Linked DNA regions of Mus musculus: region 1 is linked to region 2. A link is a loop called in an ENCODE intact Hi-C map of the cell type or tissue named here. Cell type or tissue: left cerebral cortex. All regions are shown on one strand. Each heading gives the region's core, and the rest is flanking DNA. Links, peaks and the distances in the headings are about the cores only.

What was found. Hi-C counts contacts between places; a loop is a spot of excess contacts. Peaks named below come from ENCODE experiments on the same cell type or tissue, not always from the same donor. Only the 100,000 strongest peaks of a DNase experiment are listed, where the experiment ranks them.
Region 1: a loop joins it to region 2, with 3 times the contacts of the local background. A loop is called at or near these places in 3 of 42 quality-filtered maps.

Annotation. Positions count from the first base shown.
Region 1 is chr11:26,967,580-26,976,265 of GRCm38, forward strand. No RefSeq gene overlaps it. Among named protein-coding and RNA genes, the nearest start is that of Gm25387, 350 kb to the right of the region's middle. In left cerebral cortex, for the core only: no CTCF peak of the experiment used is centred there; DNase peaks (open chromatin) are centred at 4,738 and 5,322; H3K27ac peaks cover 1,674 bases.
Region 2 is chr11:25,308,890-25,313,889 of GRCm38, forward strand. The region is part of intron 1 of Gm12069 (predicted gene 12069); the gene reads left to right. Among named protein-coding and RNA genes, the nearest start is that of Gm12069, 10 kb to the left of the region's middle. In left cerebral cortex, for the core only: no CTCF peak of the experiment used is centred there; a DNase peak (open chromatin) is centred at 2,051.

The DNA.
Region 1 (8,686 bases), core at 1,792-6,791, 1.7 Mb after region 2:
CTTTTCCAATGACAACACTCTAGGTTTTATGTAATATAAATCTATTTCTGAGATTCAACAAAATGTTACTAAGATATGATACTTTTAGCAGTCTTTCTGACTGTGGAAGACAGAACAGTACATTCTCTTAAAGAAACACAAGCTTCTGTGAGTGAATTTCTCACTTTCTGGGAGAGTCTATTCAAAGTTGGTGAGGAATTAAAAAGAAAAGTTAAGTTTAATCGCCCCCAGACATCACGAGAGACAAGCAACGGATAGAACGTGGCTGGGAGGTTTTCAACCTAGGTTCAGAACTTAACTTTCCTGCAAATCTCAAACTTATTCACTTAATTCCCATCTCTTTTATTCTTAAAGAGATTTTGAGAAAAAAAGTCATTAGAGATTATGTTAAAATTTTGCCGTAGTTTCTAGGGGAAAAATAATCATATAATACAACAGAATGACTGGGATTGAAGTGAAGTATTTTCATGACATCAAAAATGAGACTGGGTAAAATTTGAATACAGGGTTTATTTTTTATTTAGTGTATTTATAAAACTGGAGCTACCTCAGTATGGTTTAGATCAGTAGTTCTCCACCATCCTAATACTACTAATAATACTAATAATACTACTAATAATACTCTAATGCAGTTCTTAGCGTGGTGACCCCAACCATAAAATTATTTTCCTTACTACTCTGTATTTTTTGCTACTATTATATATCAAGATGTAAATATCTGTGTTTTCTCATGGTCTTAGGCAATCTCTGTGAAAGGCTCATTTAACTTCCAAAGGGGTCATGACCCACAGGTTGAGAACCACCAATGTAGAACTAATCCTGTTTGCCTCCCGTTTCTAAAACTTCTAAAATTTCATTTTAGTAGTGTTATGTTTACTCATATGGTACATTTTTATACATATGCCAGCTTTCACATTTCAGAGAGAGAATTGGTAACCTTCAGAGAGCATATGATGCACAAAGAAAAGCATTTATCAATTCAGTTCTTCACAAAAGTGTTAACCAGCTTGTATCAACAGCTGTTTATTATTGATCAAATGACCATACTGTCTGCACTTTTTAATGTTATAGGCTTTTGGAAATTCAGTGAAAAATTCAGAGTCACGTGGTGAAGAGAAAATATTCTTTAAGTTAGAACTAAAGTTCTCTGTGTGTATATCGCATCTTGCTACAGAAAGCATTCTCACTGTGGCTCCTGTGCTTCTTATCGTTTGCAAGAATAGAGTTGGTATACGTGATATCTGCAGTCCCTGTCATGGATCTTTTATTTGTCATTTACTGTTTCTTATTCCTGAATCCTACTTTAATTGCCTTCTTATTCTTCTGAAATATTGTGGAAGGACAGAATCACACATTCTGATATGTGCTTTATTGATTCATATCCTAAGATAATATGGTCGAAGTAGTTGCCTATGGGATTGGGTTTGGCATTAGGAGAAATTGTAGGATTTATAAACAGTCATTCTACATGTCTAAAAAAATGTAGCTTTGGTGCTACATCTACTCATGTAAAACAGTTATAGATCTTAGCCAAAGCCACTGTAATTGGCACAGATAGAGAGAGGGGGCAAGTAGGATAACATGGACAGTGATCCTCAATTTACAGGACATAGTGAATTGCTATCCTGCCTCAGTAGGAAGGAACTGAAGAATTAATTGTGAGCAATTGTTAATATGTGTTGTAAATGTAACACTTAAATTCACAACCCGGTCAAAAAGGCATAATATTTGGTGCATGGGTAAATAAAAAAAATATTGTATAATGATTTCTATATTGTAAAGACAAAGGAAACCTTTTGATTTATGTTTGCTGCTATTCCTATTATTGATGTTCTACAATAAACTTTAGTATTATATGAAAATCATTCTCTTTTGCACTCCACTATACAGCCGTCTTTCTGTTCTGACCATGGAGTGTTTAGTGATACAGCCATTTGCAAGGATGTTTAAATAAGCTATAGCCATGTAACCACTGTCGCATTTCTCAGCAAAACCTGAAACAAGGAAGATCATTTTGTTGCAGTTGCAGTGACTTTTTCATGTGAGAGATTTTGATAGTTTATTTGTGAAATGTTAGTTATTTGAACTCAGTCCAACCTTAGAGATGGGCATTTAATAGGAAGTCTTGGGATAATCAGGACCTTTCTTCCTCTTAGTTGGCTTATTAAGTTCTCATTAATGCAGGGAAAAACTATGTAGTATTTTTGGAAAGCTACATGCCTTATAGCTTTTTATTATTTTCATTTAAAATTGTATTTATTTTAATTAATTTATTTATTAGGATGGGAGCATGTACTCCTGTGCTATGGCATGTATATGACCAGAGGACAAGTTGCTGGATTCAATTCTGTATTTCTACCATGTAGAGCTTATTCAAGGTCTGTCCTCAGGCTGATGACCTGCTAAGCTATCTCTATTGTCTTTTTTTTTCTTTTTTTTTAAATTAGGTATTTTCCCCGTTTACATTTTCAATGCTATCCCAAAGGTCCCCCATACCCACCCACCCCCAATCCCCTACCCACCCACTGCCCCTTTTTGGCCCTGCATACACTAGCAAGATTTTGATGAAAGGACCCAGATATAGCTCTCTCTTGTGAGACTATGCCGGGGCCTAGCAAACACAGAAGTGGATGATCACAGTCAGCTATTGGATGGGTCACACGGCCCCTAATGGAGGAGCTAGAGAAATTACCCAAGGAGCTAAAGGGAACTGCAACCCTATAGGTAGAACAACAATATGAACTAACCAGTACCCGGGAGCTCTTGTCTTTAGCTACATATGTATCTCTATTGTCTTTAAATTTCCTGTTTGCAGATGTGAGGCAGACTTTAGTCCAATAAGTAGTTTCCAAATGGTGTTTCATTCTTCTTTGCAAACATAGGAGACAGATTCTGAGCTTCAGTAATGTGTTGACAGCCACCCATGAGCCTGCCTTTAACGTTCAGTCATTTAATCAGATTCACACCTTGTCCTAGAAGTGGCCCAGCACAAAGAGGAAATCACCCCAGATTCTGTGGTTCTGGATTTGTTGTTATGAAAACAACACAGCACACAATGTAATTTCAAGACCCATCCTGACCCCTTCCCACTCTCACCTAATTTGTGTTTCATTCAGAAGATATGCCCAGAACTGGCCAGATGTATTACAGCAATACTTCAGTTTTTCACTACAAGTACATCCCTGTAATAGAGTAACTACTAGTAGTCGTTAGTAGAGTTAAAAAGTTTCCCGATTCTTCTACAAACTTGTTAAGTACTAAGGAATAATAGAGATCTTTTAGTTAGAAAGTTTTCTTTTTAAAAAAAAGTTTATACAAGGCTTTATGTTATATTTATTTTTTTCTCCTGCTTGCACAAACTGGATGTAGACGCATAAACATAGTACATTTCTACCATCTTCAACACAAATATAACCAATATGTACAATTATTGTATTAAAAATACAAAAGGGATACAGACTACACCGATGCCCTTCTAAAAGACATGCAGGTACAAGTGGTATCAAAAGCATGAGGAAACCATCAGTTAATTTTAGTTAGAAAGTTTTAAAACCAAATGATTTGCCATTTTTTAATCTAGAAATTTTATGACAATATGGACTGGAATAACCTTGTTTCATGTAGATACTGGATAAAAATACTTGCCTAGAATTTAAGGATGCTGAGGTAATTGTCTAGAATTTAGGGAAGCCGGGGGTAATTGAATTAATTGAACATTCAATTAAAAATCTCATGCCAGTTAGAAAATGTCTTAGCAATTATTCAAATAAGAATACAAACCAGTTAATATGACTTGACTGTTGTTGAACAGGACAAAGAAAGAGTACAGAGGAAACAGTGCCTTCTGACATAATGGTTGGACATACACCAACGTGCTGAATTAATTTTCCATTTGACTTCTGAAAGCAAGTATGGCAATTAGAACAGCACAGTAAATAAGTAAATATATCATTATTGAACAAGAGGCTAGAGTAGATAGTGTTTAAAATTAGGCAGGCTAGATGGCTCAGTGGGTAAAGGGGCTTGCTGCCAAACCTGATAAAATGAGTTCAATCCCTAGGTTCTACATGGCAGAAAGAGGTTCCTGACTTTTGTAAGTTCCCCTGACTTCCACACACATGCCATGCCACTTGTGTATAAGCATACAACATATTTGGTAATATAGATATAGATATAGATATAGATAGAGACACATATAGATATAGATATAGATGACATAGATATAGATGACATAGATAGAGATAGAGATAGAGATAGAGATAGAGATAGAGATAGAGATAGAGATAGAGATAGAGATAGAGATAGAGATAGAGCACTTGATATCTTATGACACAAAGAAAAAGAAGCCCTACCTTCAAGAACCAGATTTGTGGATCCCCAGCCTAGACTCAGAAGCCAGATTCTTTAATACAGGTGTGTTAAAAAGTTGCACTTCTATCACATGTATGGAGACTAAGATAAACTTGGCTGAAGGAGTCTTTCCTATCCTGGTCCATGTAGTTGCTGCCATCCTAGATATAGCAAGGGATAGCATTCTGTATATTTTTCAACCTGCAGGGAGCTGCCTGGTCACTGTTTATCATAACAGCGAAAGTCTGTTTTCTACCTTCCTTTCTCCAGTTGATGAAAGAACAAAATCATTGAGTCATAAAACTCATCTGGATTTCTAATCTCTCTTCGAGAAAAAGTAAACTGTTGTTCTTGGACTAGCCCCAGGGACTGCTGTTTAATTTCTCAGCTCATTTTTCCCTCTTGGCTAATGTATGTGTATGGGTCCCTCTATAGCTCCCTTTTGAAAATGTGCATTTTTAATACTACAAAAGCAGAGAAAAATCATTTTTTGGTAAATATTCTTTCAGTCGCTTTGCAATCAATGTAGTTGGAGCTAACAAGCAGATGGATGTATTTGAATGCCATTATCTTGTGTACAATGATATTATCTGTTTCATGAAAAATTCAGCAGTTTGGGCTGCTTTAGTAAAGGCAAGATGGAAGTAAAAAAAAAAAATAGCAAGAAAAACATGATCAGACTCCGAATCCCTGAGGGGTCCCATTGCATCATTTAGCAGGAGAATGAGCAGTGCGGGAGAGGCAGACATGGTGGGGCTGCTGTCTGCGTTCCTTCTGCTGTTCTTGGCTTCAGGTCACATACAAGCCCCACAGCTGTAGGTGGGAGCTCCTGGGCCTGCTAAAGCATCACACCGTGACATTTTTATCATCCGTCTAAGAGAAGAAAATAAATTTGCTAACAGAATAGGGCTGGCAGGCTCATACCACCTTGTCAAATTTCAGTCATCTCTTGGTCTAGCCTGAGCCAGGGGAAACGGGAATGTGGGCCAGAAGGCGGAGTGATGGACATGGAGGAGACTGAAAGAATCTGCAAGAAGAATGTGGGTTTTCTGAAAGAAGAGCATGGGTGTTTTAAAATTAGAAGTGTGACAAATGAAGACGCTTGGGCTGTGGGGAAGATACTTACATTTTTTCCTTCTATGAGCCAAGCAGACTTTGACATAGATAAAATGAAGTTGAAAGTTTTGTTGATTTGGAGGGATGGTTGTGTTGATAATGTGAAGACAAAAACTCAAATAAGCTCTGTCTAAAAAACATTTTTTAAGTTTGATATTGTCTTGTGATTGAAATAGATCTTAAAAGAGACCCCGTTCAAGATGACAGCTAGGACTTTTTCCTAAACAAGGAGTTGTCTTATCGGAGTACACTTTATGTTTGTGCCTTTGTTGTAGGCTGACTTATTGTGTTTTTGTGTTTGCTCATGTGGATCCATGTGCGTGTGTGCACTCATATGGAGGCTAGAGGTTAGCCTGCCACATCCACCATTGCTCTTGTGTGGTCCCTCTTGTTTACGTATAAGACTTGGCAGGGTGGCCAGTGACCCCAGATATCTACCCGTCTCTGCCTCCCAAGCACCTGCCATCATAACTTTTTGTTTGTTTGTTTGTTTTGTTTTTATTGAGACAGGGTTTCTCTGTGTAGCCCTGGCTGTCCTGAAACTCACTCTATAGACCAGGCCAGCCTTGAACGTGGATTCTAGAGATAGAGCTTGGGTCCCTCCTTTATCACCTGCACTATCTCTGCAGCCCAGTGTCCTGTTCCTCTATAAAAGCATATGTAAAGCCCCATTATTCCAGTGAGGGCTTCCTCACTGAATAGCTCTTAAGACTAATTAGCATTGTGTACTTCACAGTGCACAGTACTCCTTCATATTGTGCCTGGCATTTTGCATTTTCCATATCAGGCTTGTCATTGCTTGGAGTTAATCTTCATGGTTTCAGCACCTATAAGCTGATTTAAACACATTAGACACCGTCAGAATGTAACTTACTGGCAATATCGATTAAAAATGTTATAATTTATGTTTATATAGTAACACGAATAATGATGTGTATCATTGCAAGAAATATAAAATATTAACACTGCAATGCTCTTTATAAAATATTTCCCTGATCTTAATAAGAACTTCTGCTTGTTAGATTGCTCTTGTTTTCCTCTCTGGCTTATCTCAGTTATTATGTGAACTTAAGGTTTAGTTGGGTAAAATAATGCAGGGTGAACAGCTGGCAGAAGTGGATTTAGGTAAGTTCTGAGAATCAGCACAGGTGTGCAGAGGTGTTCTGCTCAGAAGCCAACACACACATATGAGTATAACATGACCTGCAGTAGTGTAAACTGCAGCACCTCGATTCATTGTCTTCTGTGAAGGACACAAAGGACATTGTAGGAATGCGGTTTTCTCTGGAAGGAGTACCAGGGCAGGAGGAGCTGTCATGGCATTTGCTAACAGCAGCATACTTGCTAAAGAGTGGTTCCATAGGCTTAATCTCCTCCACGACACTATGTTCCCTCCTCCTTTGTGCATTATCTTTCTGAACAAGGAGTGCTTCCTCATCTTGATCCATCTCATTCCACGTTCCTCCTCCTTGTCTTCTTTTTTCTCTCTTGGCTGCTATTGGCCATAGGTTTCACTGTACATGATCATTTAATAGTTTTATTAAAGTAATAAGGAACTTTGAAATCACTCCATTGATACATTTTCTTTTTTCAATGCACATATGTCTTCGTGTATTTCATTGGGAGTTCTGTAACAAAAAGTTTTCCCACTTGGTAAATTGTAGTGATTTCTCTTTAAAAATTCTCTGCTATTATAAAAAAAAAATGTTAGGCTAAAGCCAGATATTCTATAGAAATTGCTTTCTAATTTTTATATGGGTAAGAGTTTTTTATTTAAAACCATGCAAAATATGATTAAAATGTCTAAAAAGCAAAGTAGCCAATTAAATTTTTGTAGGGTACTCTAAGTAGAATTTATGTAAAAGTCTAGTAATGAGACAATCCCAAAGAATCAAAGACCAACAAATAACTTCCATCATGGTGAATCAATGGATGATTTAGCAATGAATCATATTTGTTGTTTATAGAGTACAGACAAACATATCAACACGCATCTACACTCAATGCAGAAAATAGATGTTCAAGATTCATTTTCTGCTTTACTGACTTATAAGTATGATAGAGGTTATATCTTTACAATTGACCTAGTATATTAGATAGGGCATACTGTACAAATCATATAATATTTCCAACAAGAAATGAAAGACTTTCAGATTTAATAAGACTTATGCTGAGAACATTGGCCAGGTGTTGTGGTGGCAATAGATGACATGACTACCTGCCCTACAAAAGTATGTCATCATATTTCTTGATGCAGATTTTAAAGAAATGTGCTTTTGTGGATAACATGACTGTTGGCAGTATCAAAACTCTTATTATTCTGCCCAAGAAGGCAGGGTCTACATATGCTGCTTGTTGGATCTGGGGCTCTCAGTATATGAAAGACTTCACTAAATGTTTGCCATTTTTGTGATATTAACTTTAAAAATAAAAAAAATTGCTATGAAATGCTAACTATACTCTAAAATAACAGAATATTTTTAGACCTTGGATCAAAAACATTATGTAAGTGTGGTATTTAAAATTCTCTTATTACTGTAATAAATTGAGATAACTACATTGGCATTAATTCGCCATTCATTTAACACTCAGAATGACAGCTTTCACTCCAAAAATTCATCAGCATTGTTACCCTTCAGATCCTGTCTTTAAGAATATATTAAAATCTAAGATCTAATTTTTTTTTAATCAGCCTAGGAAGCTGCCAGCTATTTAAGATGAGCCTATCTTTCAAGCCAGATTTTATTCTTTGGAGAAAACAAATAAACAAATAAAAAATAAAATCAAAGAAAAAAAAAACAAAGCAACTGTAGCTTCATATCTGTAATTTGATCTCACTTGACTGTTTTCCAGAGGCTCAAGGAAGGTTAGAAAGGAAGTATGGGATTAAAAAAATATTTAATCTAAGTTGTAAAGGAGCTTGGAACCACACTGCAAGCATCATAATTAACTTTAATAATTATAAATGTAAATGCAGACAAGCCACAAGGTTTTAATGGTGTGCCACATGCTTCTGCTAATTATTTTAGAGTTTGGACACATTCAGTGCCAGCTAATTATAAACCCTGCTATGGAAATCATCTGTTTATATTAGACTTATTGATCTCTAGTGTTTAAGCAATATGAAAAGGGAAATCTACAATGCTGGACCATCTGCTTTGTATTCCTAATTGCTTTTAAGGAATCAAATATATAAATAGTCAGCTTTTTATATACTGGG
Region 2 (5,000 bases), core at 1-5,000:
TCGCTGGTCGGGCAGATTTTCTGTGTCCCTGCTCCTGCTGGCACAGGCCCCTCATGATTGTTTTGGAACAGATATTGCATCCCACTCACCCATGATTCTAAGATCCTGGGTGTGCTAGGGTGCCTGGAGTGTGGAGAGTCCTCTGGGGACCATGGGACAGCCTGTCAAGTTTGTGCCCAAGGTGGCTCAGAGCTTGTATCACTAACTTTTAAGAAGATACAAAATAGCAAAAGAAAATAAACACACATAAAAAAATAATTTAAAAAATTTCAATTTCACATTGAAAATATTTTACCTACTTCAAAACCATATGAATAGGTACTAAAGTTTTCTTATAGTGTTTTATAGTTTGTTCTTACACCTAAATCTCAGATTCATGTGAATTGTCTTATGTAGAATGTTAGCTTTATTTTCCATACCACCAATCTGTTCTTAAAAGTAAACATTGCTCTTAATTTTTATGAGAGAACAGGTCTGAATCGCTCTCATGTTATACACATATGCAGGATTTGTGAGACAAAAAAAGCATACCATCTCTTCATGTGGATATATCCACAGACTTCCTCTTGTGGTTTATTTTGAGCTTTTTGACTTTTTTATAAACAGGTTTCCCTTCTCTTCCCATTAAATGCCATGGGCATTCTTACCTTGGATAGATCAACAAGCAGAGGGGTACACAATATTGAACATCAAGTCTTTGTTTATTTCTCAAAATTGGAACATACTCCAATATTCCCCATACCCCAAACTGTAGCATGACAACAGCACAGGAAGACTCACATGCACATGAGACATCAGCACACACAGAACCACATGCACACACTGGAATTCAACTCCTAACATCAGCCAAGGTCACACATGCACATTTGACTCCTGGCGCTGGCACTGTTTTGACACGTATCTAACAGAACTCTTAGGTGTTTGCCTTTATCAAGCTACCAGAATGATTGAAGAGATACTGGGAACAAATGTAATGTCCCACACCTCTGGAGAATGGATGTCCATGTTCGAGAAGCTGAGATGGTCGTCAGTGAAGCACTCTTCTTTATCTTTGCTTGGTAATGTACAGAGAAAGAGAACTCTAGTATCTCCATGCCTTTGTGAAAGAACGCCAGACCCTGCTCTCTGACCTCATTTTATTTTATCTCCTTCAATATGACTATATTTGCAGTTATTACTTCAAACTGTGGGTGTGGAAGGAAGATGATTCAGTACATGGCAGTTTAAATATTTATATATAATATGATCCAAACACTTTGAAATTTTTTTTCAAATAAATGTGAGAACAGAAGTATTTGAAAATGTCCAAATTGCATCCCCATCATATCATTTAGCCTGTAGTGTAGTTTAGCCCAGGCTGTGCCAAGAGTCCTTATTGTTGGAGAAGACATGAATGCAGCCAGATTCTACTTCTCAGTCTCTCAATGGGAGGGGATGACATAGACTTTTGAAGAAGCAAATGACTACTAATTCCACAATGAACCTCAATCATACCCCTTCACGAAATGATCCCCTGAGCTACATGATCCACTGAATCGTGATAATGCCAGATCCCTGAAGACAGCTTATCAGATGAGAAACTTACTGGAGTTTAGATAGTGAAGGTATACATGGACTTTGATCCATTTTCTAGGTCTTTAGCACATTGTGAGATAGATAAAAGGATGTATCTGGTTTCCCCAAACCAAAGGTCCTTTTGTTACTGTTGGCCTGTTGTAACTAAAAGCTGATAGCCATTGCTCTGAACCATTGGACTCCTTGACTGTCTGGGATAAGGAAGTCATGGATAAATGGTAAAGTTCTCTTCTGAATAGAATACAAGAGGATTTGGAAGTTTGGGTCAAAGAAAGGCAGGAAATAGAATCAGTATTTTTTCCTCTAAAGCTAAGCATTATTTCTGGAAATGGAAAGATGAGTGCTGAGAACTGAAGCCTGTATTTGGCAGGTCGTTCTAAGCCCTCCTCCACAGTCTGTCCAGGAGAACACACACAGTAAGTTCAGTCCTTTTTATGGACAAGTGGTAATCTGCAGAGAATGCAAAAACACCAGACTGGTGAGAAGCCAAGCAAATCTTACAGTGGAGGAAGGAAGAGGGAGGAGCTGCCAACTCTGCTAATGAGGAGTGCCCAAGGCTGACAGAGTGAGAAAACCTTTCCTCAGGATAGCCCTTCCTCCCCCTCCTCCACTTTTCCCCTGGAAAGCACGTAGCTGAGTACCTGCTGGGGAACCGCACTTGGAGCTACCTGGAGTGGCTAAACCCACTGCATGTGTTGTAGTGATCATTCAACAATTCCCACGGCTGCTTTGTGGGAAGCCGCTCTCTTAAGCCTCTGGTTTAAGAATTTAGAATAATCATGTAAAAATGATCCCCCTGTGCTCCATGATCCCCTGAATCTCACTAATGCTGGATCCCTGAAGAGGGCTTATTACTGGCGAGACTCAGTACCTCTCTCTTGGCTCATGTTTCACACGGATCTCTTATGGTTTCAGCTGTAAACCTCACTGCTGATAAAGGGGGTATAATGAACCTTGCTGCTCCATGAGAAGGTAATCTGGGCTAGAGGAGCAGTTACCCACTCTATCTCCAGGCACAGAGGCTGGGATGAGAGATGCGTTCTCTAGCTGCAGGAAATAAAGGCACAGTGCTACTTCTTGTATCCCAGGCTTTGCCCTGGCAAGAGAGGCTGAATATGAAGATCATGATTTGGAACTGGATACATGTTTAATTTAATGACTAATTACTCCAATATTTTTTTTTCAAAGATTTAATCTTACTAGCTTGTAATTATGTGGATTATGTGCAAGTGCATATGTGTGTGTGAGAGTAGCTGCCCCAGAGATTATACTCTAGGATTGCCCTGTAGCTGGAGGTACAGGTGGTTGTGATACACCTGAGATGGGTGCTGGGAACTGACTTTGGGTCCTGTGCAAGAGCAGCAGCACACTTTACCACTGATCCATCTCTCCGGGCTCCATAAAAGAAACATTCTGGTTTTGTTTGTTTATTTGTTTAGTTCATAGCTACTAACAGAAGGACTCTTCATTGCTGTGTAAGTTCAATACAAATCCCTGTGTCTCCGTGAAAAGACCCACCATATAAAGGTGGTTTTCTCCAAGTTTAGCAACCTGAGTTTCATCCAAAGGTCCCACGTGGTATACGGAGAGAGCTTACTCCAGCCCATCACCCACACTCCACACTCACACACCATTCATATGCACATACACTAAACACATGAATAAGGAAACACATGTCTTAAGAATTTTAAAGACACACAGCCTTAGGAAGGATCTCTAGTTTCCCTATCTTGATCATTCTAGAATATGGCTATGCCGTAAGTCTCTTGCTTTGTCTGGCAGTGCCATCTTGGCCATGTATTTCGCTGCTGGAAGTCTGCTATGGCCGTAAGCACAGCATGGTGATGTTGTTTGGCTTCCCCTTTCCCAATAATTTCCCATCTATGAAGTGACAAGAGAAAAAGGTCCTTGTAGATATCAAAAAGTCATTTCCAGAACCAAGTTCTTTGTTAGTGCTTTGGCACATGTTGCTACAAAGTGTGTTTATGAACATAGAATTTCACACTTCAAATGGCTTGCCTCTGTATCAAGCTTTATTCTTTCTCAAATACTTACAACCAAGGGCTCATTTGCAGCTACAGCATCCAAGCAAGGGACTAGACGATCTTATTCTAGACAGATGATTCTGGTGAGGTTGCTTGCTAACTCTACTGCTAAGTGTGGCTGTTCACAGGAACAAGAATGCCGGCTTTCAATCAAGGGCACTTCCAAACATCACTTCTTTCAAACCAGTGGTCACCTGATCAGATTCTGTACTGAAAACGGGGATGGAGCATGGGTGAGATCCGAGGGAGAAAGAACCTCTAAAAGGATGATTGTGATTGTCTTGTTACCAAGGCAGATATTTTTCTCTTATTTTTCAGTACTAAAGGGTGAAGGGAAATTGGACTGTATGTTCGAGAAGGCCTTTCCTGGGTGAAGTCAATGTTTGCATCATAGAATGAAATGCCCTAGACTCTACTATAGGCACCCTATAGTAGAGGCACAGTCAGGGTTTTTGCTTTGCAGATATACCCCTAGGGATTAGATTAACCTGCAAGAATCTTCTGATGTAACTCAAAGCAGGTTTCAGTCCATGGTGCAAACACACACACACATACACAGTTCTGAAGGGTGAAAAGGCAGGTTCTGGGGACAGAAGGTTGGATTCTAAAGGACCAGAAGGGACATCTGCTTTTCCAGACAGCCTTGTCTTCTCCAGATAAAGATGACAAGTAAAAGTGCCTGTAAGCACACTTCACAGTCACTGAGTTATGGCAAGGCATCTATCACTAGGACCCCTTCCCCCCCCCCCCCCCCCCCCGCCTGTCTGACCTGGTAGGGCTATAAGGAAAGCACTTCTCACTTCCTTAACTTTAGGAGAGAGAGAGAAAAAGGCACCTCCTTTTACTCTCTGCTTCCTGAATAAAGGATTAGTATTATTTTTCCTTCCTCCAGTGAACTCCCTTGCCCTTCATCCTCAGTAGATTGTCTGGCTTTGTGTTTCTCTGCCAAGATGTCACTGCTGAACAAATCACAGGCCTTACTGCTGCCCAGTTCACGCTGCGATGACTTTGTATTCAGAATCGCTTGAGGTCATCTCAATGGGAGTAATGGGTAAGAATGAGAATTTACCCCCAACTTGAATTAAAATAACTTCCAAGTACTTCCTAGAGCAGGAACAAAGATGAAACGAGCCCCCAAATTATGGGAGCATTTGAAATAACAAGGCAAGGTTGTCCTTTGAAATGTACTCAGCCACATTTGTTTGCCTTTAGTCAAATCACCTTAATCAAGGACATTGGGCTATAGGAACAAATGGTTAAAGCTTGTGGAAGGAAACTGGCCAATTTGCCTTTCTTTCTTTCTTTCTTTCTTTCTTTCTTTCTTTCTTTCTTTCTTTCTTTCTTTCTTTCTTTCTCTCTTACTTATCTTTTTACATTATT